3 separate regions of the Homo sapiens genome follow, and regions 1 and 2 are each linked to region 3. Evidence: chromatin loops called from intact Hi-C (ENCODE). Cell type or tissue: dorsolateral prefrontal cortex. All regions are shown on one strand. Links, peaks and the distances in the headings refer to the core of each region. The heading gives the core; the rest is flanking DNA. Region 1 has its middle 100 kb from the start of ATP6AP2. Region 2 overlaps LINC03053 (long intergenic non-protein coding RNA 3053). Region 3 overlaps LINC03099 (long intergenic non-protein coding RNA 3099).

What was found. A loop is a pair of places that touch in the nucleus more often than their neighbours do. Peaks named below come from ENCODE experiments on the same cell type or tissue, not always from the same donor. Only the 100,000 strongest peaks of a DNase experiment are listed, where the experiment ranks them.
Region 1: it touches region 3 in a loop (4-fold over the local background); 10 of 110 quality-filtered maps call a loop at or near these places.
Region 2: a loop joins it to region 3, with 6 times the contacts of the local background. A loop is called at or near these places in 18 of 110 quality-filtered maps.

The regions. Positions count from the first base shown.
Region 1 is chrX:40,473,663-40,481,091 of GRCh38, reverse strand. No RefSeq gene overlaps it. Among named protein-coding and RNA genes, the nearest start is that of ATP6AP2, 100 kb to the left of the region's middle. In dorsolateral prefrontal cortex, for the core only: no CTCF peak of the experiment used is centred there; no DNase peak of the experiment used is centred there; H3K27me3 peaks cover 5,000 bases.
Region 2 is chrX:40,010,752-40,018,180 of GRCh38, reverse strand. LINC03053 (long intergenic non-protein coding RNA 3053) reads right to left here. Exons shown (of 2, transcript XR_007068218.1): 2 at 5,987-7,429. Among named protein-coding and RNA genes, the nearest start is that of LINC03053, 5.2 kb to the right of the region's middle. RefSeq lists enhancers at 3,180-3,679, 5,417-6,140 and silencers at 4,336-4,425, 5,636-5,685. In dorsolateral prefrontal cortex, for the core only: no CTCF peak of the experiment used is centred there; DNase peaks (open chromatin) are centred at 3,120, 3,680, 4,270 and 4,663; H3K4me3 peaks cover 3,439 bases; H3K27ac peaks cover 3,655 bases; H3K27me3 peaks cover 5,000 bases.
Region 3 is chrX:40,264,194-40,271,622 of GRCh38, reverse strand. The region is part of intron 1 of LINC03099 (long intergenic non-protein coding RNA 3099); the gene reads right to left. Among named protein-coding and RNA genes, the nearest start is that of LINC03099, 5.0 kb to the right of the region's middle. RefSeq lists enhancers at 3,613-3,662, 3,693-3,792. In dorsolateral prefrontal cortex, for the core only: a CTCF peak has its summit at 4,430; a DNase peak (open chromatin) is centred at 4,412; H3K4me3 peaks cover 1,247 bases; H3K27ac peaks cover 1,340 bases; H3K27me3 peaks cover 5,000 bases.

The DNA.
Region 1 (7,429 bases), core at 1,336-6,335, 210 kb before region 3:
TGTAAAGGGAATAAAGAGTTTCATCAGGGCACTGCCCAAGCTCCCTTCGCCAATGCTGGAGGCCACCAAAACAGACACAATGACTGTTTCCTGGGATGGTCACTGTGGCAGAGTAGGTCACTGGTGCTGGGGGGTTAACATCCTAAGAACAACTCTTGATCACAGATGGAGGGGAGTTGATGCATAAACAGCCTAGTTCCGGGCTCTTCAGTCAACAACCCCAGGGTATGGGGCATGTTCCACACAGGGGGCCCTAGCAGGATTGAGCCCTGTTGCCTACCTGTTCCTTAGCACACCCTTGATTGGTTTCTCTCCCTTCCCTGTCTCACTTCCCCAGCCCCTCATCATGCCTCCCGGGATCACCTCCCCAACAAACTACCTGCTCTCAAATCTTTGTTTTAGGGTCTGCTTGTAGGGGGAACCCAGACTAAGGCATCCTCAAGGTAATTCCCTCCCCTGACAACTGCCAACAGAGCTTTCCTCTCTGCCTCCACCTACCTAGCCTGGCCCCAGTCTTGTACGCTGCAGTTTCTTTTCTCCTGGATCTTAACCCCCACCCAATATTATCTCTTGAGAGCAACTCTGCCCTGATCAGTTTCTATCTCCTACTCCACCCCCAACCACCCTCTGACCCACTTGGCCAACACACACACACACACACTCATTGCAATGTCAAAGTTTTTCCTGTAGCTTAGGGAAAGTTTACCCCCAGATATGGACTGAACCCAGCAGAAATAAAAAGGGAACAAAATGGCAGTGTTCATGTTATTTTATTTTTAATTCCACAGCATTTCTCCCAATTCCCAGCAGAAAGGAGATGTGGCGGATTAAAGATGGCCACCAATGCTTTCACACTCCTGGAAGTCTAGATCTCTTCCTTTAAATCTGGGTGGGTTCTGTGACTTCTTTGACAAACAGAATATGGCAGAAGTGATGCTGTGCCAATTTTGGTGCCCAGGCCTTAAGACCCTGGCAGCTTACGCTTCCTGTTTCTTGGAACACTCACTCTTAGAACTGCCACATAAGATGTCTGACTCACCTACTAGAGACATCACATGGAGAGGCCCTGAGATCATATGATATGGGAGAGTGGCCCAGCGAGCCCAGCCTTTTAACCTTTCTGGCCGAGGCACTAGACACAGCCCATCTTGGACCCTCTAGACCAACCAGGCTGCTAGCAAATACTGCTGAGTGTTCTCAGCAGATACCATATAAGGAACAAAAGAACCGCCCAGCCGAGCCCTGCCTGAATTCTGACACCCCGCAAAGTTGTGAGATGTAATAAAATGGTTTTCCTTTGAAGTTACTAAATTTAGGGATCATTTATCATGCAGCAATAGATAACTGGAACAGCAGGCATCAAAGAAATGTTCATTGAATAAAAGAGCAAAGGAAGGAGGGGAGAAAAGAAGGGAGAGGGAGGAAAGCACTGCAGAGAGGGAGGAAAGGAGGGCAGTCCCCACTTGCTCTCAGGCAGCTGCAATGGGGCTGATTAAATGGTAAGCACTTGCAATGCTCATCATTCCATTTTGAGGAGACAGGTTCCTTTTGCATAAGTTGCCACCTGTGTTATATGTCATTTAACTCTGTTACCTGATTACCCTGTTACCTTTGATTGGATCGGGTATCTGCACCCTGGGCATGAGGTGTCCTGGCTTGAGAACTCTGAGGAGCCCCAGCAAGGCTGGTGCATCTGCACGGTGTGGTGAGGAGCGCACTTGATGAGATCCACTCTGGGGGAAAGTGTCTAATTCTGGACACCTTGAGAGGGAGCAGTAGAAGCCAAAAGAAGCTGGTTCTCAAGAATGGAGGTGGCTCTGGAGTCTGGAGCAGCTGAGGACAAGACCAGATGACAAGTCTGGCTGTGGCTGCTGCCATTTCCAGAAGCAAGGCAGGAGCTCTTGCTCATGCTTGGCCCTCCAGGGGCTTCTATAGACCCCGGCACCTGTGCTAACCTCATTGTGTCTCTGTGCTTTATAACCTGAGAGAGCCTAATAGGATGAAAAATAAAGTGAGTGGTGTGTCTGAATGTATATGCTTCAAAAGTGCATTTGTGTATGTGTTTGTAGGTTGCATGTGTGCGCACATGAGTGAGCAGTTTGTTAGGATCTCTGGGCTTTAACCTAGGAAATAAAAATACTACTCACTCTCTGTTTCCTCTTAAAAAAGACATTTTCTTTGCAATTTTTTCCCCTGTGGTGGGGCATAGAGCCGCTGTTGGTGATTAAAGGGCAAGTGGTAAGACTGTGGCTTAAAATATTTTTAAACCTTGTAGTCCTTTGTTTCAAACAGAATGTTAGTGAGAAGACAGTAAGGTAAATCAGATAAAAGCCCCCACTGCTCTGATTTGGGTGGGGAAAGGGAGGCAGGAACACAGAGCTCAACCACTGGCACCCCTCCCCCAACCCTGAGGAGGCCCCAGGGATCCCCTAAGACTGTAGAGTTCAGAGGCAGAGGAGAGAGTTAGTAGCAGCCCCTCTCTGCTACTAACTCTATGACTCAACTTCTCTGAACCTTCTGAACCTTAGCTTTTTCAACTATTAAATCAGGATTATACCCATTAGGACACTCTCAGCAGAGTATCTAACAAAAAAAAATTTTTTTAAACAATGACAGTATATTAACGTCTTATATAACAAGAAGTCCAAAGCCAGGCATGGTGGCTTGTGCCTGTAATCCCAGCACTTTGTGGGGCTGAGGCAGGAGGATCGCTTGAGACCAGGAGTTTGAGATCAGCCTGGTCAACAGAGTGAGACCCCGTATCTAAAAAAAATTAAAAAATAAAAGTTAGCCGGGTGTGGTGGCACATGCCTATGGTCCCAGCTACTCAAGAGGCTGAGGTGAGAGGTTTGCTTGAGCCCAGGAGTTCAAGGCTGCAGTGAGCTATGATTGGGCCACTGCACTCCAGCCTGGGTGACAGAGTAAGACCCTGTCTCTTAAAAAAAAAAAAAAGAAAAAGAAAAAAAATCTAGAGGCAGGTGGTCTTACATTGAGTGGCAAAAGAGGTCATGAAAGACCCAAGCTCTTTCTACATTTTTGTTTTGTCATCCCCTCACAATCAAAAAATGGCTGCTGCTGCTCCTACATCTAATATCCTTACGATGGCATTCAAAGGCTGGAAGAAGGTGGATGGGTGACAGTGGCAGCAGTCTCCTTAGCATTGCTCTTTTTCAGGGAGAAAAATATTTCTGAGAAATTACCCACCAGGATCATCCTAGGTTTTATTGATCAGTTCAGGGACGTCCCTATACTAAATCATCAAAAAATTGGTTTTTGCATGATGATTGGCCTAGGGTAATTGAGTCATCTCCTGGGATTGAGCCCACCTTCCATGAACGCCTGTGGTCCCAACTACTCAGTAGGCTGAGGCAGGAGAATCGCTTGAACCCAGGAGATGGAGGCTGCAGTGAGCCGACATCATGCCACTGCACTCCAGCCTGGGCAACAGAGCGAGACTCTGTCTCAAACAACAACAACAACAAGAACAACAACAAACTGGGCACTTATCAGCAAGCAACAGGGGGTAGCTATCGGTAAGCCCAAAGAGATGTAGCTATCCACCCTGCATCTCTCACACTTGGAATCAGCTGTAATGGTCTAACTGGGTAATGACAGTGAAAATGCTTTGTCAACTAAAAGGGCCCACAGACACTCAAAACTAATGCTGTGCTCTAAGGTCTTGAGCACTGGGTTTATCTCACACAGGTGAGCATGTTACTGCTGCCTGAGAACCATCCATTTCACCATTGACCTTGACTCCACCCTTCAGGGCCAGGCTGTATGGAGAGAAGATTTAACTCAAGTTTAGAATATAATCCACAGCCCTGGTTTTCTGTAGGCAATCAGCATTTTGAGCCATCAGATGTATGTATCTAATCTTACCTCCTTGTCGACGTGTTTTGCATTGATTATCTGATTTCGTGCAGGATGTGTGTGGTTGGTGGCTGCCCCTAATCTGGCTTCACGTGGTGTCGTCCAGCCTGAGCTGTAAACACAGATACACTAGGGACCATGCCAGTGCAGTTCGCTCAAGTGCCATGCCCGTCCCACTGCCCATGCCCACTAGCCCTTAATAAATGCTTCCTTGCTGTGACATGGACAAGAAAATCTGTGGACACTTCTGGCAGCTGTTTTTTTTTTTTTAAATCTTCCTCCTCCCACCAAGATGTCAGTCTCCAATTTGCGAACCCAACTTGTTTTGGAAGCGTTTAAGAAAACAATACTTACAGTCCTTACAGCTTCTTACGACAGAGGACCAAGTATTAGATTCCTGCTATACCCATGAGAAAACACCGAGGCATACAGTGGTTATTGGTGTGGGGAGGTAGAGATTCACAGCTGATTAAGGTTTTATAGAGGATCTGGGGTGGGGTTTTAGGCTGCTGCAAATTGACCTAAGCCAATTTGGTCATGCAAAACTATTAGGCTCTTTTTGGGAAACTTCTGTAGCCTCCAGTAATTAGAGATGGGTGAGGGGGGTAAGTACCCTTCCTACACTGGGCCACCAGGTCACTTTCAAGGAAGTCTTGCTCATCAGTCTTCTGAGCAAGCTGTGCAAAGCAGTCATACAACTTGTTCTGTTAAGTTCAGTGAAGTTCAGCTCTCTGTCCTTTGAAATGCTCCAACAGCGCCTTGCAGGAAAGTTTGCCCGAGGCGAGCAGTGGGATTCTCTAACCTTCTAGTCTGACTGAGGGGTGCAAAGTCCACCAAATCAGCATTTGGATGTACGCAGGACCATGCAGGAATCAAGCCCAGGGTGCCATTCATACAAGTACAAACCATGGAGCATGCCAGATTTTCCTACTCTGTGCCTGCAAGAGCTGGAATGGGGGTGGGGGTGGGGCACATGGGAAAGTACCCAGTTTGGCCAGGAAGCAGAGGGAGAGGAGGAAATGGTGGGCACTTGCCTTTACTATGGTTTCCGTGGGGAGGAATAGGTGAGACAGGATGAGCAGGCTTAGAATTGGCTAATTTGAATAATTTCAGTGGAGAAGGGGTGGGAAGAGGGCTGGGAGGAGATGCAACAGGAAAGGAGGCCAGGCTGGCCTCTACAGGGAGGCAGGACTCCTGCTCCCTGCTCAGAGAGGCCAGGGCCACTCTAGGAGAGGAACACCTCTGTTGTGATTTGGAGACCCTCATTCATGGTCCTCCAGGAGGCAGGTGCGGGGCAGGGTGGGGGTGGGGTCTGCTGTGCTCCCCCTTCAGGAAGGAAGAACTTACTTTCTTCTGCTGAGAGCACTGCCTGCAGCCAGCCCCTCCCCAAGGCGGAAGAAACTGCCCTGCCAAGGGTTATGCCAGCCTTCTAGGGAAGCCCATGTCCAGGAGCTGATCAATGGGAGGCTATAGAGGCTGGCCTTCCACCCCAAATCTGAAGGCTCCACCCAGCTCCAGAGTGTTGTGCCGGACCCTTATTGACTCCTGTAATGATGGCACTGCATCCAAGAGGCCGAAGAAGAGACCCAGAGATAGAGAACAAGACATAGGGTTTACCGGGGGGACTTCCACACGGGGATAGTCCAGTGATGGCGGGCTGGACAGGACAATTGCTACAATTTGTAATAAGCATGCCGTTTATATGGCATTTTCACTTAGTACTTGCCACCTAGCACCCTCCATCTAGCAACCTCCATCCAACCCCAAACAAAGGGCCTTGATCCCCTGTATGGCCTGCATTCCAAGGGATGGGCTGGGGGTTCAGATGTCCTTCATAGATATGGAGTGAATCTCCAGGTTAGCCACTCCGGGATTACTTAGCTTGGGACTTGGAATACACACTCTTCTTAGACCACATGGTCATTCTCAGGGTCATTCTTCAGTTATTGCTGTCAGGCGCATCTGCCATATACAGAGCCCTCCGCCAAACACAGAGCCCTCCGTGAGGCCAGCTGAGGCGACTGTCGGGCTTGCATTATAGTCTAGTCCCCACTCCCTTCCCCAGGTGCTGATCCTAACAGCGCTCCCTAGCAAAGGTCCTGCCTGCTACTCTCAGTCTCAGCATCTCCTTCCCCAGGAAACTTGACCTGCAACAGCACAGGTGGGTCACTCTGTCCACTTGTGGTCGCCAGGCTGGACAGAGCAGGCTGGTACTAGAGCCGGGCACCCCCCGAGGGGAGATGAAGAGGCAAGAACCGGCTTTAATGACCAGCTCATTTGCAGACCTTTCCTTGACCTCCGCCCTGGCTGCCTTCTCCCTCTTCCTGCCCCTGTAGGCCCTCTGTGAGGGCACTCATTAGACCTGGGTTTCAGATTGTGTGCATTGTGGAATCTTACTGTCTGTCCCCTCTGAGCAGTCTCCTACATCCTGTGAGTGTGCCTGCTCAAAACCTGCCAAGGCAGGAGAACAGAAAAATGTGGACACAGAGGGGAGGGGAAGATAAGGAAAAGAGTGTTCCTGCCTCGAAAACATAAAGAGAGCCCCCCTCTGCCCGCCCCCCCCGCCCGCTTACATGCAAAAATGTGACAATTGACCCCCTCAGACGGCTCCCTCCTGCCCTGAAAGTGTTAATCCACCTCGCTGGGGGTAGGCCGGCCTCCCCACAGGCTATTTCCCTGGGCCTGCCTGGCTGGGGATCAGGCCCATTGTTAATAAGTAATGACAGCCAGCTCCTCCATGCATTCCCCTGGGGTTTTGTGTCAGAAACGTCTTCCCTCGCTGCCGCTCGAGCTGACAGGCTCCAGCTCCCGGCAGGCGGCTGTGAACACAAGCCAGCCTCCGCCAGGATGCCCCACGTCATCGGGCCCAGAGCCCCAGGGCAGCAGAGAGGGCAGTAATCCCATCCCTCCTCCCTTCTCAGGTGAGGATGATGTCAGCGGTCTGTAGGGACCGTGGGCCCTGTAGGGAACCTCATAGCCTCCTTCAGCAAGGGGTGGGGCTATGCTCTGATGAGTGGCAGATTCCTTAAAGCCTTAAGCCAGCAGGAGCCTGGCTGCATGGCCTCAGTCCCTGCCTCTGCTCTGTGGGAAATCAGCTCACTAGGGTTGGTATTGCTGATGACACCATTTTAAGGATGCCCCAGGAACTGGGTAGTGCAGGTGGCCTTGCTGACTAGCAGGAAGTTCCTTCTTCAGTCTGACCTAAGTCACACATCATGTTTCGCACTTACATTTGCCCAGAAAGGGTTCACAAACAAAAGCATTCTGGAACCTTCCGGAGAAAAAGACAATGTTTTTCCCTTGCCAATGCTCCATCCTGTTTTAACCTATATGCTTTACTGTTATTCAAGTATGGTGAGGCCAGCCATTATGGATGACCATTGCCATTAAAATGGAGACCATTGCCATTGAAAAGGCAGTTTGCTATACTCACAGATCCCAACAGGAGGGGGCATGCCACTCCATGGGTTGGGGAGGGGAGACCACGAGGAAGTGCTCAGTTTGATCAGGAAGCAGAGGTCGAGGAGGAAATGGTGGGCACGTACCTTTGTTGTGG
Region 2 (7,429 bases), core at 1,088-6,087, 250 kb after region 3:
AAGCTGGGAGTATATGCAGGCACCACCATGCCCGGCTAATTTTTTGTTTGTTTTTTTTTGTAGAGATGGGTTTTCGAGATGTGGCCCGGGCTGGTCTCTAACTCCTGGTCTCAAGGGATCCGCCTGCCTCAACCTCCCAAAATGCTGAGATTACAGGTGTGAGCACCATGCCCGGCTGATGTCACATATTCTATTTTCTTTTAAAATGAGATATATAGTAGTTTTAAAAACAATAGCCCCCCCCCCCAAATCTCTGATACACTTTATATTGAGAAGCGGGAGGGAGGGTTCTATGTCCTCTCCTCCTTGAGTTTGGGCTCTGTGACTACTTGTGCAATAGAATATGGCAGATGTAGGCTGGGTACAGTGGCTCATGCCTGATCCCAGCACTTTGGGAGACCAAAGCAGGAGGATCACTTGAGGCCAGGAGTTCAAGACCAGCCTGGGCAACATACTGAGACTCTATCGCTACAAAAAAAATTTTAAAAAATAGCTGGGCGCAGTCACACACGCCTATAGTCCTAGCTACGCAGGAGCCTGAGGTGGGAGGATTGCTTGAGCCTGGGAGGTTGAGGCTGTAAGTGAGCCACCATTTTGCCACTGCACTCCAGCCTGAGTGACAGAGTGAGATTGGCAAAAAAAAACAAAACACAAAAAAACAAAAAACCAAACAAAAAAACCAAGCAAGGCGGCTTACGCCTGTAATCTGAGCACTTTGGGAGCTGAGGCAGGCGGATCACCTGAGGTCGGGAGTTTGAGACCAGCCTGGCCAATGTGGTGAAACCCCATCTCTACTAAAAATATAAAAATTAGCCAGGCATGGTGACGTGCACCTATAATCCCAGTTATGCAGGAGGCTGAGACAGGAGAATCATTTGAACCTGGGAAGTAGAGGTTGCAGTGAGCCCGGATTGCGCCACTGCACTCCAGCCTGGGCAACAAAGCGAGACTCTGCCTCAAAAAAAAAAAAAAAAAAAGAAAGGAAGAAAAGAAGAACTTGGCAGATATGGTACTGCCATAGGGTGCATAGGGTGCATAGGGTGTTGTCTTAGTGCATGTGATCAGGCATGTTAGGACTAATTCCGGATTTATAGTCCAAAACCCTGTCCAAAGCAACAGAGGCCAAAAAAACTTTGGGGAATACCTAAGCTGGGTGGGGGAAATCCCCCCAAAAATCTGCTTCCAGGCTCAGGCCTTAAGTAACTGACAGCTTTCATTTCCTCTCTCTTGGGATGCTTGGTACACAGCCACCATGCTGTAAGGAAGCCCAAGCCACCCTGTGGAGAGGCCCACGTGGAGAACCACAGCCAGCAACAACAATGTGTGTGAGCTATCTTGAAAGTGGAGTTCCAGTTGAGCTGCCCCAGCTGACAGCATGGAGCACAGGTGAGTTGTCCTGCCAAGCCCTGCCCAGATTGCAGATTTTTGAGCAAAATAAATTATTGTTGTTTTAGACCACTAAGCTTTGGGGTGGCTTTACATAGTCATAGATTAGACATAGTGAAGTGCACAGATCTTAAATGCTCAGCCTGATGAATTTTTACATATGTATAAAACCATGTAACCATTAACCAGGTTAGATATCGAATACGTGCATCTTTCCAGAAGGTTCCCTAGTCAAACAGCTTCTTTGAAATGCTATCCAGGCACCTGAACTATTCGTTCACAGTTCTGGACAGCTCAACATTTATTTTTTCTCAGCGATGTTTCCAAACTTAACTGAATTAGAAACACTCTCTTCAGCATCATCGATGAAATAAAAATAGGCTCTGGTGTGTAGGCCAGAAAAGAATGAAGGCTCAAATGGAAGACAACCAGACTTCAGTCTGTAACCTCTGGGAAGTAGGTCGGCAGGAAAATGAGCTGATCTGCTCTTAAATCTCCCATCAGCAAAGTCACCTCGTAAAATTCAAGTGCATAGGGTGCTGTCTTAATACCTGTGATCAGGCCTGTGAGGGCTAATTCGCTATTTACGTCCTCAACCCTGTCCAAAGCAACAGAGGTCAAAAAGGCTTTGGGGAATCTTTAAGCTCGGGGGAGGAGACCCCCCAAAATCTGCTTGGCCAACTGCTTTACTTCAAACTGTGGGTTGATTTCCATTAATCACACTTGGCCCTAATTACCCTGGAGCAGCCTTTCTTCCTCTGGTCTGGAGCAGGAATTTTAAGGGGTTCCTGACAAAGCAGGTCCCTGAAACCAAACAATAGTGGAGGCTCCAGGAAAACACTACGTGAGGAGGTACGTGTCCATCCCCAGTCCTCTCCTGCCTGGAGACTCAAGTTCCAGGCTTGCTTGTGATCTCCCCAGGTAGGAACCTGAGTTCCTCCACTAAATAGATTTTCCTTTTGTTGTCACATTAATTTGCAACTCATTAATAGTGACAGAAGTGAGGTACTGCACCGATGCCATTTGCATATTCATGAGTGACTTATTATTAAACAAATAAGATTTTCCTATCTTCGAGAGCACCCAAAGTAAGGCTGAACAGTACATTACACCGGCCCCGATGCTTTATTCTCTCTTTAATATGTTAATACATGCAGTTGATTTCTTTAAGTAAATACGCATCTATAAAACAACACGTACTTTATGAAAAAGAAATCATTTAAATAATAATCCATTAGCAAAGTTGGCAACAATTTAAGAGGAACAACCCATTAATACCAACGCGTGGGAATCAATTTGCGAATTTTAATTCGGTTGGGTGGTGGGTTACCGACGACCAAGGAGGAGGACCTGCGAGTGTGTGCGCGCTTAGGAAAATATTTTAATGAGTCTCCGGACATCAGGACTCGAATCCTTTGCTTCAGGTGCTGGCTCCCAGTAGGTCGAAAACTGCGAGTCCTCACGTGGATCAGCGTTTTGCCGATATCCTCTGGAGATTGCAGCTGTGGGCCAAAAGCAGGCCCGACCGCCACGTCGACCCCGCGGCTTTTACGGTGCCCATAGGTTCCCCCATCGGCAACGGGTTAAGTGGGGTGGGGGCGGGGCAGGGCCTGGTCTCCTGGCGAGGCTGCCCCACCGAGCTGGGACTGGTGCCCTGCCCTCCCGCCCCCCTCTCCCGGCACGGGTTTAGTCACAGCCGGTTCCTTCCAGCCGGGGTCAGGGTGGGCTCCCCCCGCGGCGACGAGGAGCGCGGGGCCAACCGCGCACCCTTATCTCGGCCGAGTCAGACACTCGCCGCGCGGAATCTGTTGACATTTACTATTGTTCGCAGGAGTCCGGAGCGCGGGGCGGGGGCGGGGGCGGGGGCGGAGGCGGGCCGAGGAGAGGCTAGGCGAGAGAGGGCGGTGAGTGTGGGGCCTGCGGGCGGCGTGTGTGTGTGTGTGTGTGTGTGTGTGCGCGCGCGCGCTCGTGGAGCGGGGGAGGGGCCGTCTTCACGGAAAATAAAAGTGGCCGGCGGGCCCGGAAGCTTCCACGCCAGCTCACCGGCCCACGCCGGGAATTGAGGTGGTGGTGGGGGGTGCTCAGGAAGGAAGATGGGGCAGCCGGCGGTGGGTTCCGCGGGGGTCGGGGTGGGGGCGGCTCCAGCCGCACGGCCCCCAGTGACCCGCAGGACACAAGTGCATTTGTGCCGAGTCGTGGCGGAGATTAAAGTGCCATACGGCCCGAGCAAGGGGGGCGAGGCGGGTGGAAAACAACTCCCCGCGCGCACAAAGCGCGCATTGTTCCAGCCACCTCCATTATGCCGCGCTGCAGCCAAGAGCCCGTTTCGCAACTGCCCTCCCGGCACTCGAGCGCGCGCGCGCGCGCGCACACACACACACACACACACACACACACACACACACACACGAATTCGCCCCGGCCGAGGCCGGGGGTGGGTGCGCTCAGCCGGGACAAGGAGGGGCCGTCTGGGCGCAGTAGGCGAGGGGCGGCGGGGTGGGGGTTCGCAGGCGTCTTTTTCAGCTCGGCTGCCTGTCTTTCAGGGCTGGGCTTTTTAATGTCTTCTCTTCCTAATCGCCTCCCCGGCACTTTTCCGTTTCTCTGGCTCTTGGGGCCTGCCCCGAGCGCACCCTGGAGACTGGAGCTCCCCAGGAGAGGCGGCGACGGCGGGGGTGGGGGTGGAGAGGGCGCGCTCTCAGTCGCTGTCACCCGAGGATCGCAGCCCCAGGCGCGCAGCGCTTGCCTGCTCTGCTGAGGACACGTGCGCGGGAGGAACGGGGAAAGCATCCCGCCTTTCAAGGAGAGGCTCCCGGAGCGCCCCCTCCCCGGGCTCTCTGGCACTCCAGGATTTCCCCCGGTCCGGAGCGGGAGCTGTGGAATCTCGCGCCGCGTCGCCTGGCCTGCCTGCCCTTCCGTGCCAAGTGGGCCAGCTCGGCCACCCCCACCCTAACCACTCCGGTGCCCGGGCCCTGTCCTCCGCCCCCTCCGGCTTTCATGGCACTGGATAGGCGTCCCGAGAGGAATGTAAGGCTTGCCAGCCTCTTAGGACCCTGTTCTCCCCTGGCAGCGGAGCGGGAGCGGGGGAGGGGGGGCACAGAACCAAACCCCACCTCCCTCCACCCGTCGCGCCCTCCTGGTGGGCAGGTGGGGAGCGAAGCAGCCGGAGCGCGGCGAGGTAGCGCGGTCTGGTTTCCTTTACGTTTACAAGCTATAAATAAACTTCCCCTTGGGCGGATGCGCGCTGTGTCCAAGGGCGGCTTTCCGCCGATTCCGGCGGGTGGTTTACGATCTGGGCCGGGAGCTGGTCCTAGCGCGGCCTGAGCCTAGGGTGGGGCGCTGGCTCCCGGAGAGCTCAGAGGTCGGCCAGGAGTGGCTGGGTGAACCTCCTCTTCCTCGTGGGGCTAGGGCGCCTCTGCACTGAGGCCCGAGGGTGGGGCTGGATGATTTATGAGCCGTCACCCCACCCCGCCTCTCCCGTTTCACTCGTTTTCCTCGTCTTCTCCAGCTCAAACCCGGTTCCCAAAGTCTATCCCCAACCCTGCCCAGCGACCATTTGGCAATTTCGGGCTGTTGGAGCGCGGCTCCGGCTCCCGCCCCGGCGGGGCGCGTGTGCACAGAGCGTGGGTGAGGCCCCGAGTGCTTTCACCAACCGCACTCCTGCCCGGGGCGAGGAGCCGACTAGCCGAGCCCGACCAGGCTGGGCGGCCGAGAGCGGCCTTGGCCGGAGAAGCTGGGAGGAAGGGCTGGCTGCGCGACTCCGGAAACCCCCTTAAGGTCACCGGGCGCGGGGAAACCGCCAGCCCACACCAGAGCAGAGGCCACTGCACCAGTCGGGACCAAGCCGCAGGTCTCCACATGGCCTCTGCTCTGGGGTATGCAGTTCTGCAAAGGAAACCCAGAGGTTGCGATAGAAGACGTAGCGCGGAGGCCACCACTGGTCCCAACACTGTGTCTTCCACCAAAGGGGTGCCGTTTCGCTCGGCCTTGGTACTCACTCTGTGAGCGATGGAGGCAGGGCATCCTCGAGTCTCCCGCACACGTGTGCGTGTTGTGTGTGTGTGTTGGGGGGGTGGCTAGTGTACGTGTATAGGCTTATGGGGACAATAAAAGGAGTGGGGTGCTTTTGGCAGCCGCTACGTTTCTTTCCGCTGAGACTTGAGAGGCCAGGGAGCAGAGGCGGCCAGCCGAGTGGGCGAGAGCCCGGCCTGACGTGGGGAGGAGACGTCTTCTCGTCGGGAGGCTAGGTAGCGTGCGCCCTCTTCCCTCCCGTCCTCTCCCCGCGCCGCGCCGCGCCGGCCGCAGCCGGCAGGCTCGCTCCTCTGCCCGGTGTCTGTTTAACCCTCAACCCCTCCGCGGCAGCTGCGGGCAGAGGGATTCCTGGCCGCGCTAATCCTGGGGCTGGACCCCAACCCTGGTCGCCTGGAGCGCCCTTAGCCCTCCCGAACCTCGGGCCCGAAGGTCCCAGGGTGCCGGCACTCCCGCCACCCAAACGGGCCTGGGGGCCGTCAGGGGTCGACAGAAGGGGACCCTTGGCAAGGTCCCCATTGTTCCCCCGGGGCTGGGAAGCTGACTCACGCTCTGAGCACAGAGCGATGCGGAGTGTTTTCTCGGTAGCCTTTACCCGAGTGCTTTATTTAGACAGGCTTTATTTACAGTACACATGTTTTCGGCTCGTTATTCTGGAGGCGGGAATGGAAACTGGGCAGAGCAGGAGTTCTCCCCGTCAGCCTCACGTTTGGAAGGAGTTGAGAGTCAGCCGAGTCGAAGGATCCCGCTCCTGCTTGCTGTGTTCTCTAGGGAGATAATGTCGAAGAAAACAGTGAAGGGGTGGGAGTGGAGGGCGCTGGGGAACACAGAGCGTCAGCCTCTCCCATAGTGCCCACGCTTCAAAATGCATAACACCCAGAGGAAGGTGAGACATCCTCATGCCCATTTTAGAGGGTTCAGAGAGGGCAAGGGCCGCAGAAGGTCACACAGACAACAATCGGTTGTGCGAAAAGGGTCTTTAACTCCATTTCTTGGGCTTCCTCACGGGTTTAGACCTCCAGGATTACCCAGGTCTTGGTCTCTCGGGATTCCGGGAAGGGTCTTTCCTGGCGCCTCGAGTGGAGGTCAAGGCCAGCCAGGCGACTGGAAGGCCTCTGGTTGCCAGTCTGCAGTCAAGCATCCTTTTTGGCAGCGGCTCAGTAAGTGGGGTGGTCTGGTTAGGGACTGCAGGAAATTGTCTGAGCTAGATTAAATATTTTACAAAACCTTCGGGGGGCCTACGGTTGACTTGAAGCTGGCAATGTTAAACCAAACAAAAGTTAACGAGTTCTCTCCTGACTTTTTAGGTACAGTTCAGAGAAAACGGTGGGTAGCGCTCTTTAGAGGAAGCAAGTTTAATAGCGTTTCCTCTCATTTTTCTCCGTATCATTCTCTCTGCTGCTTGTAGAGCCTCATAGCCTCTCTGGGGCTGGGGTGGCAGAAAGGCCTCTTCGGGGTCCCTCTTTGAAAGGGCTGCAGCCGACTTGAGCTCCTGCGGCCACTGAATTCCATGCTTCTGACTCCTGCTTGGAGTAAAGTGCAGCCTCACCGGAAGTGCATGGCCCTAGGAACTGCACAGGACACAGTGCAGACACCTGAGGCCTCTTCTGGCCTTCCCCTAGGGCAACCCACGGGGTGGGAGGAGAAAGGCCTACACTTCAGGACTCACGACCTAGTAACAGCCTTTTCCTCGTTTTCTCTCCCTCTTTTGAGTCTTTAGCTGCAAATCCTGCACTGCTTTCTGAGGGTTGTCCTCAGTGTTTCCCTCCCTGAATCGCACACCCTTTTGTCCCTGCCTCCTGGCTTGAGTGTGACTGCTCCCTTGCACGATGCCCACCCCATTCCCATATTCAAGTTGCAGTGTAGAAGCTCTGCAGGCCAGAACTGAACTGCGGCCCTGCGAGAGAAGGAGGCAGCTTGACCTTTGCAGGAAGGGAAGAGAAGGCAGATTCACAGCTCGCAGCGCTGCAGGGAGACACAGAGATGCAGGCGTTGTCACAGCACCAGCAGCTCTAAG
Region 3 (7,429 bases), core at 1,315-6,314:
AATCGAGGCTGAAAGAGGATGGATGGATGGACGGGAAGAATCAAAAGAAAAAACAGCTTCTCTTTTTTTTTTTCTTTTTTTAGAGATGGGGGTCTTGCTGTGTTGGCCAGGCTGCTCTCAAACATCTGGCCTCAAGAGATCCTCCCTCCTCGGTCTCCCAAAGTGCTGGGATTACAGGCATGAGCCACCACGCTCGGCCCACATAATTCCTCCAATGAAAGACCCAGGTTTGAGTCCTGGCACTCCACTTGATGGCAGCTTGATCCTGGTAGAGTTACTTATCCCCCTCTGAACTGCATTTTCTTCATCTGTTAAATAGGGATAATACACTTAATAAACAGTGATTCTCAAACTTGAATGGGCGTCAGAATCACCTGGAGGGCTTCTTAAAACACAGATCCCCGGGCCTCAGCCCATCTCCAAAGAGTATGACTCAGCCAGTCTGGTGTGAGCCCCCAACATCTGTGTTTCTAACAAGCTTCCCAGTGATGCTGCTGGGCCAGGACCATGCTTCGAGAACCACTGATATCAGGGGCAGTTGAACTGGTTATTATTAGCTCACAAATTTAATCCACAGATGAGACCTGAAACCAATGGCAACACCCCGTTCTCTCTTAAAAGGGGTCAAGAGCCAAATAGGGCTTGAACTTGCATACAAATATTCACCAGGTTTTAGCATTTTGCTGTGATGTAGCCCACCTTCAAACCTGAGGCTGAAGCCACCAATGGACCATTATGGTGAAGACTGCTCTGGAAGCAGAATTGTGCCTGGTCCGCAAAGACCCACCCACCCTAGAAAAAAGCACCTCTGCCCCCTGTCATTCCAAAGAGGCCTGGCCTGGTCTTTCTGGAGCCTGCTGTGCCCTGGGACCTGGTCACTAAAAGCAGGTGTAACAGATTAAAGCTGCTGTGTCCCCTGAGGGGGTGAGCCCTGCCTTCTGAAGCACAATTTACACTGTGAAACCACGAGTTGAGGGGAGCGGGAGGGGGCACATTTCCTCTTTAAAAATGCTCAAAGTCTTTCAGCTGATGCTCAGAGCAGGGCTGGCCTAGGCAAGGGTTTGAAGTAGGAAAGGTCACTATTTGTCTTTTTTTTTTTTCTCCTTGAGACAGAGTTTCGCTCTGTCGCCCAAGCTGGAGTGCAATGGGGTGATCTCGGCTCACTGCAGCCTCCACCTCCTGAATTCAAGCAAGTCTCCTGCCTCAGCCTCCCAAGTAGCTGGGATCACAGGTGTGGGCGTGCACCACCACACCTGGCTAATTTTTGTATTTTTAGTACACCATGTTGGCCAGGCTGGTCTTGAACTCCTGACCTCAAGTGATCCACCCGCCTTGGCCTCCCAAAGTGCTGGGATTACAGGTTTGAGCCACTGCGCTCAGCCACTACTTGTCATTTATGCTCTATTCCCATCCCAGCCACCCACCCCTGCTTCTCCTGTCCCACAGCCTGGCCTCCTTGTGTCTCCAGCCTGGGATCGCTGCCTGTCTCTGCCCCAGACTATCCCTTACTCCTCCTATCAAAATGCTATCAGGTGGAGAGCAGTGGTTCATGCCTGTAATCCCAATACTTTGGGAGGCCGAGATGGGAGGATCACTTGAGCTCAGGAGTTTGAGACCACCTTGGGTCTCTACAAAAAAAAAAAATTATTTTAATTATCCAGGCATGGTGGAATGCACCTGTAGTCCCAGTTATTCTGCCCATATGGGTTGCATCTTCCATTTGAGAGCCTCTCACCCTAAGTCTCACAGTCACCAGTACCCTGGCTTCCAGGACAAACCTGGATGATTTCCCCCCAGGCTTAAAGGAAGACTAGAGACTTAAAGGAAGCTGGACTTTTATGAAAAACTCATTGTGGGTGGGGGGCCCAGAGACTTAAAGGAAGCTGGACTTTTATGAAAAACTCATTGTGGGTGGGGGGCCAAAAATTAACTAGGCATGAAGAACCTGGGAGATACCAGATTATTCTGGCTCACTAGGGCTTTACACTTATCTGGCCACAGCTGGGACATACTCCCTTCTCCCTGGACCGTGCAGTCTGGGCCCACCTCACCCCCAGTGTGGGCCACCTATTATGATGCCCCCCAAAATGGTGTCAATTCAAGAGTACCTGCTTCTCTAGGGTCTAGGCTTTGGGGGCCCAACTTATCACAACTTGAAGTTACTGTTTTAAAATTTATCTTATTTATTTGTTAATTGTGTCATCTGTTAACATGTTATAGCTCCATAGGACAATCACTGGCGGTCTTATTTACTGTTAAAGCACCAGCCCTAGCCCAGTAGTTGGAATATTTTGATTGCATGTATGGGTGGATAGCTGAGATGGATGCAAGGATGGAGGGATGGATGGATGGATGAACGGATGGGTGGATGGGTGGATGGGTGGATGGGTGGGTGGATGGATTGGCCCCCACATAGTACCAAGGTACTTCTCCTGTAAATACCACAAACCTAGACCAGCAGTTCTCAAACCTTTAGGTCTTGGGACTCCTTGACTTTTTTATTTATTATTGAGGACTCCAAAATGCTTTTGGTTATATTGGTCTTGTCAGTATTTCCCACATTAAAAATGAAAAAAGGAACATTTTTAATATTTATATATTAATTGATCTAAAAATAACAATTATGAATATATTACATGTGTGGTGGGCAGCCTCTAAGATGGTGCCCAGTAATTCCCACCTTCTGTCACCCACACCCTTGAGTAATTCCCTCCCCTTGAACGCTAGCTGGACTTACAGACTCACTCCTAATAGATCTATTGTCCTATAGGGATGTGGCTTCCAAAATTGGATTACAAAAAGACTGTGCCTTCTGTCTTGGGTGCCCTCTTTTCTCTCTCTAGGAGGAGCCAGCTGCCTTGTCACGAGGCAGCCCTGTGGAGAGGGCCTCGTGGCAAGAAACCCAGGCCTGCCAGCAGCCACATGAGTGAGTCTGGAGGTGGATCTTTCCCCGGCTGAGCTTTGAGATGCTCCTACCCCTGGAACACACCCTGATTAGTCTCCTAAGAGACCCTGAGCCAGAACCACCCAGCTAAGCTGCTCCCAGATTCCTGACCCACAGAAACTGTGTGAGATAATAAATGTCTGTTGTTTTCAGCCACTAAGTTTTGGGGGTAACTTGTTACACAGCAATGGATAAAATACATGGTAACATCGATAGCACAATTTTATTAAAAAATAACCGTATTTTCCAAAACAAACAAAAAAGTTTAGGGAGAAAAGTGGCATCGTTTTTACATTTTTGCAAACCTCTTTAATATCTGGCTTAATTGAAAACAGCTGCTTCCTCATAGGGGCTTGGGCATCCAATGCGTTGTGATACATTGTTTTGGTTGAAGAAAATCCAGCCTAATGGAGCTTTGCAGTTAGAAAAGGACAGTCTGAAAAGGGCTCAGGGAACCACAGGGATCCTCAGACCACACTTTGGGAACTGCTGACCTAGACAATCATAGACCCCAAAAGATTCTAATTCTAGGGCCCTCACTTCCCAATCTTGGTTTCCTGTTTGGGACCTTTGCCATTTCTCCAGGTGCCCAAGTGACTTAGTGGTGATGGAGGCCACCCAGGAGGTCTGGTCCCCTGCCAAAAAGGATAAGTCCTCTGAGGCCTAAAAGCAGAAGACACTGATGAACTAACCCTCAGTCTTGGCTGTGTCATGCCCAAGATGTCACACAGAGGGGAAAGGATGCCTCTGACATCCAAGGTGAAGGTTGAGGCATCTGGAGTCGGGGAGGGCAGGGGAGCTTGTTCTCTGCGCATTGACAGCTTCCGGGACACTGGGGTTTGCCAGATCCATGGGGATTTCCCCCTCTCCTTCCCTTTCCTGCGCGTGTCCCACTACCCCCAACCCCCGTGAAGTTTAGGGCCTGTTTTCAGCCGGAGCCGGTCTAATTTTCGCTGCCTAGTTGGTCAGAGAAACGCACGCAGCTGTAGCAAAGCATAAAAATAGCTTCCTCCGTGACCAATTTCTTCCCACTTCCCTTTCTCTCTCTCCATGCTCGCCTCCCCGTCCCCACCTTCTGTGGAAGCAGGAAGGTCCCTGGAGGGTGCCAGCACTATTGAGACATGCCATGCGCCCCAGCTTCCCTCCCAAACAACACATGTTCCTGATTCTATTTTGCCCTGGTCCCCCGCAGGCTCGCACAGGCTTCCCTGGGGACCGGGCGTTGTCAGATGGGTCCCCGCGGGCCCAGTGTCCGTCCACCTCGTTGGGCAGACTTCCTCTCCCGCGCACAGCCCCCCAGACATCTGCACGCCGAGTGCTCGCCAGCGGCACTGGGATCTGGGGTCCCAGCCTAGCCCGGAGCCAGCCAAAGGCCTGCCCGCGAGGGATCCGGATCTTCTGGCACCTTAGAGGTTAAATGGGAAGCCTCCAGCTGGAAGGAAAAAACGCCCCGGTGCTATGCGCGGAGGCTCCAGGCGGTGTCCCCAGCGTCCCGGGCTTCCTCTGCGCCGGGCGGCTGCGCGTCCCGGATGCGTCCGCGGCAGAAGATGGAATCCGAAAGTGGGCATTCGTCTTTCTAGTTTGGAAGCAGGGGAAGACAATCAAACCTGCAGCAGCTCAGCTCCCCAACGCGAAGGTCTAGCCAGCCTTGGGCAGGGGAGCGTTTCTAGAAATGTCTACACCCGGAGCCACCGGCGGGAACCAGGAGGGCGGGGTATGGCCCGCACCTGCCCTGCCTCTCTTCCCTGAGCCTTTGGGACCATGCGGGAGAGAGGACAGGCCACCTATCGTATTTCAGGAGTGGCTTGTAGGGTCCAAGGGCCGTTTGCCTCCCTCTACTGCAGTTTGGAAACAGAATAAACCGCCCCAGCAAAACCCGGCGAACTTGTCCAAACCACACAAAAGTTCAAACCACACAAACTCCAACTGGGCACCGACGCAGGACTGGCTTTATCTGTCCGCAGAGGGCTTTGCTCTGCCTCGCAATTGATTAGGGCTCCTGAAAACCACTGAAACAGTTTATCTCACCCACCCAGCCTCAAGCCCCCTGATGGGCTGGAGTGGAGCCTGGATTGTTCTGGCAGCCAACCCCAGACCAGCTTCCACCCAGCTTGGCGGCCCCCTGGGCCACCTGCCTGGTTCCTCACTCCACAGAGGGTCCCCATTTTGTGGCAGAAAATCGAATGACAGCAAGAGGGTGAGATGGGAAGATGAGGGAGTTGGATCTATGAGGGGAGAGAAGCATTCTGTCCACTGAACAGGGTGGGGGGGGCTTTCCAAGATCCCCCCTTTACTTTCACACCCTTTCTCCAGTTCTGTTCCTCTCCTTTCACGGCACCCAGCGCCCTTCTGCACGGGTGGCCCAGTCCTCCAAGCCCAGCCTTGTCTTTTGAACTTCTCCCCAAGCAACCTGTCCCTGTACAATTTACATCCTCTCAGTTGTTTTCTCTCGAAACTCTTAACTCAGGCGGCCAATGCCATGGCCATGAGAACATTCTTCACCACAGAAAGCAAGATCCTTTGTCAGCCTGTTCTTCATGGGAGGGGAAGGGAAGGTTTTGTAAATATCAAGTGGAGATTAACTGGGGGAGGAGTCAGGAATTAAACAACGTGCTTTTTTTTTTTTTTTTTTGAGACAGAGTCTTGCTTTGTCACCCAGGCTGGAGTGCAGTGGCACCATCTCTGCTCACTGCAACTTCCGCTTCCCGAGTTTAAGCGATTCTCCTGCCTCAGCCTCCCAAGTAGCTGAGATTAGAGGTGCACGCCACCACGCCCAGCTAAATTTTTTTGGGGGGGGCGGGGACGGAGTCTCGCTCTGTTGCCCAGGCTGGAGTACAGTGGCGCAATCCCTGCAACCTCCGCCTGCCGGGTTCAAGCAATTCTCTTGCCTCAGCCTTCTGAGTAGCTGGGACTACAGGCGCATGACACCACCCCTGCTAATTTTTGTATTTTTAGTATAGACAGGGTTTCACCATGTTGGCCAGGCTGGTCTCGAACTCTTGGCCTCAAGTAATCTGCCTGCCTCTGCCTCCTAAAGTGCTGGGATTATAGGTGTGAGCCATCGCACCCAGCTAATTTTTGTATTTTTAGTAGAGACGGGGTTTCACCATGTTGGCCAGGCTGGTCTGGAACTCCTGACCTCAAGTGATCCACCCACCTCGGCCTCCCAAAGTACTGGGATTACAGGCATGAGCTACCACGCCCAGCCTAAACAGTGCACTTCAACACGAACTAGTAACGATCATGGTGGAGCACAGTCACAGACGGGGGAGGATCTCTGGCAGCTGACCTTCTGGGCTCACACCAGGAAGCCTGTCACCTTTCCCAGCTGCCTGTGCCATGCCTGTGGTGCCAGTCATTGCTCTAATGGTAGGCAGGGAGGCAGAACTCCCCCTGAATAAGTACAAGGACCTGATGAGCCTTTGAAAGCAGGCGACCCACTCAATCTGAATTCTTTCAGGTTGTTTCCTGCCCCAACAACTGTATGTAAAACAACTGGCTGAGAGCTTGTACAAATTAGGGTGGCTTGTCACAGGGTTTCTATCACATTTAGTCACCTCTGAAAAAAGAGACCCGTTTTTGTAAAACACCTAGCAGACCGGGCGCCGTGGCTCACGCCTGTAATCCCAGCACTTTGGGAGGCCGAGGCGGGCAGATCACGAGGTCAGGAGATTGAGACCATCCTGGCTAGTACAGTGAAACCCAGTCTCTACTAAAAATACAAAAAATTAGCCGGGCGTGGTGGTGGGCGCTTGTAGTCCCAGCTACTCGGGAGGCTGAGGCAGGAGAATGGCCTAAACCCAGGAGGTGGAGCTTGCAGTGAGCCGAGATAGTGCCACTGCACTCCAGCCTGGGCGACAGAGCGAGACTCCGCCTCAAAAAGAAAAAAGAAAAAGAAAAACACCTAGCATACATAAAGGGCTTTACCATCTCATTTCATTCCATCAATGAGCAAATGGGGGTTACCCTGACAGCAGTTGGAGTTCAATTGCAGGGAAGAGAGAACCTCTCCAGCTATTTTAAGCAAGAAGAGATTTAACACAGGAAATTAGGTGCTGACAAAATTATTGGAAGGGTGCAGGAGGAGCAGTCTCTGGACTCCCAAAACAACACCACTGAACTGGTCTGCCAAGACTACTGCCATCTCTGCCACCATCAGGAAGGTGAGGCGTGAGGGAGCCTGCCTCTAGAAATGTAGATTTCCAGAGTGCACTACCATAGCTGCGATCCAAGGATCAGGAAGCCACTGCCACCACAACCCCTCTCAACACCCACAAAGCCGGTAACTGAGCAAACACTAGAATGTTGTTACACACACACACACACACACACACACACACACACACACACCTCTAGCAGGTACAGCCAGACTTCACACGATTGCATCTAACTGGTGAAACTGAATTCTCATCCACAGTCCCAGCTGCAAAGGTGTCTGGGAAATCCAGTTTTTAGCCTTCCAGTCTCTGCAGACCATGGGGGCAC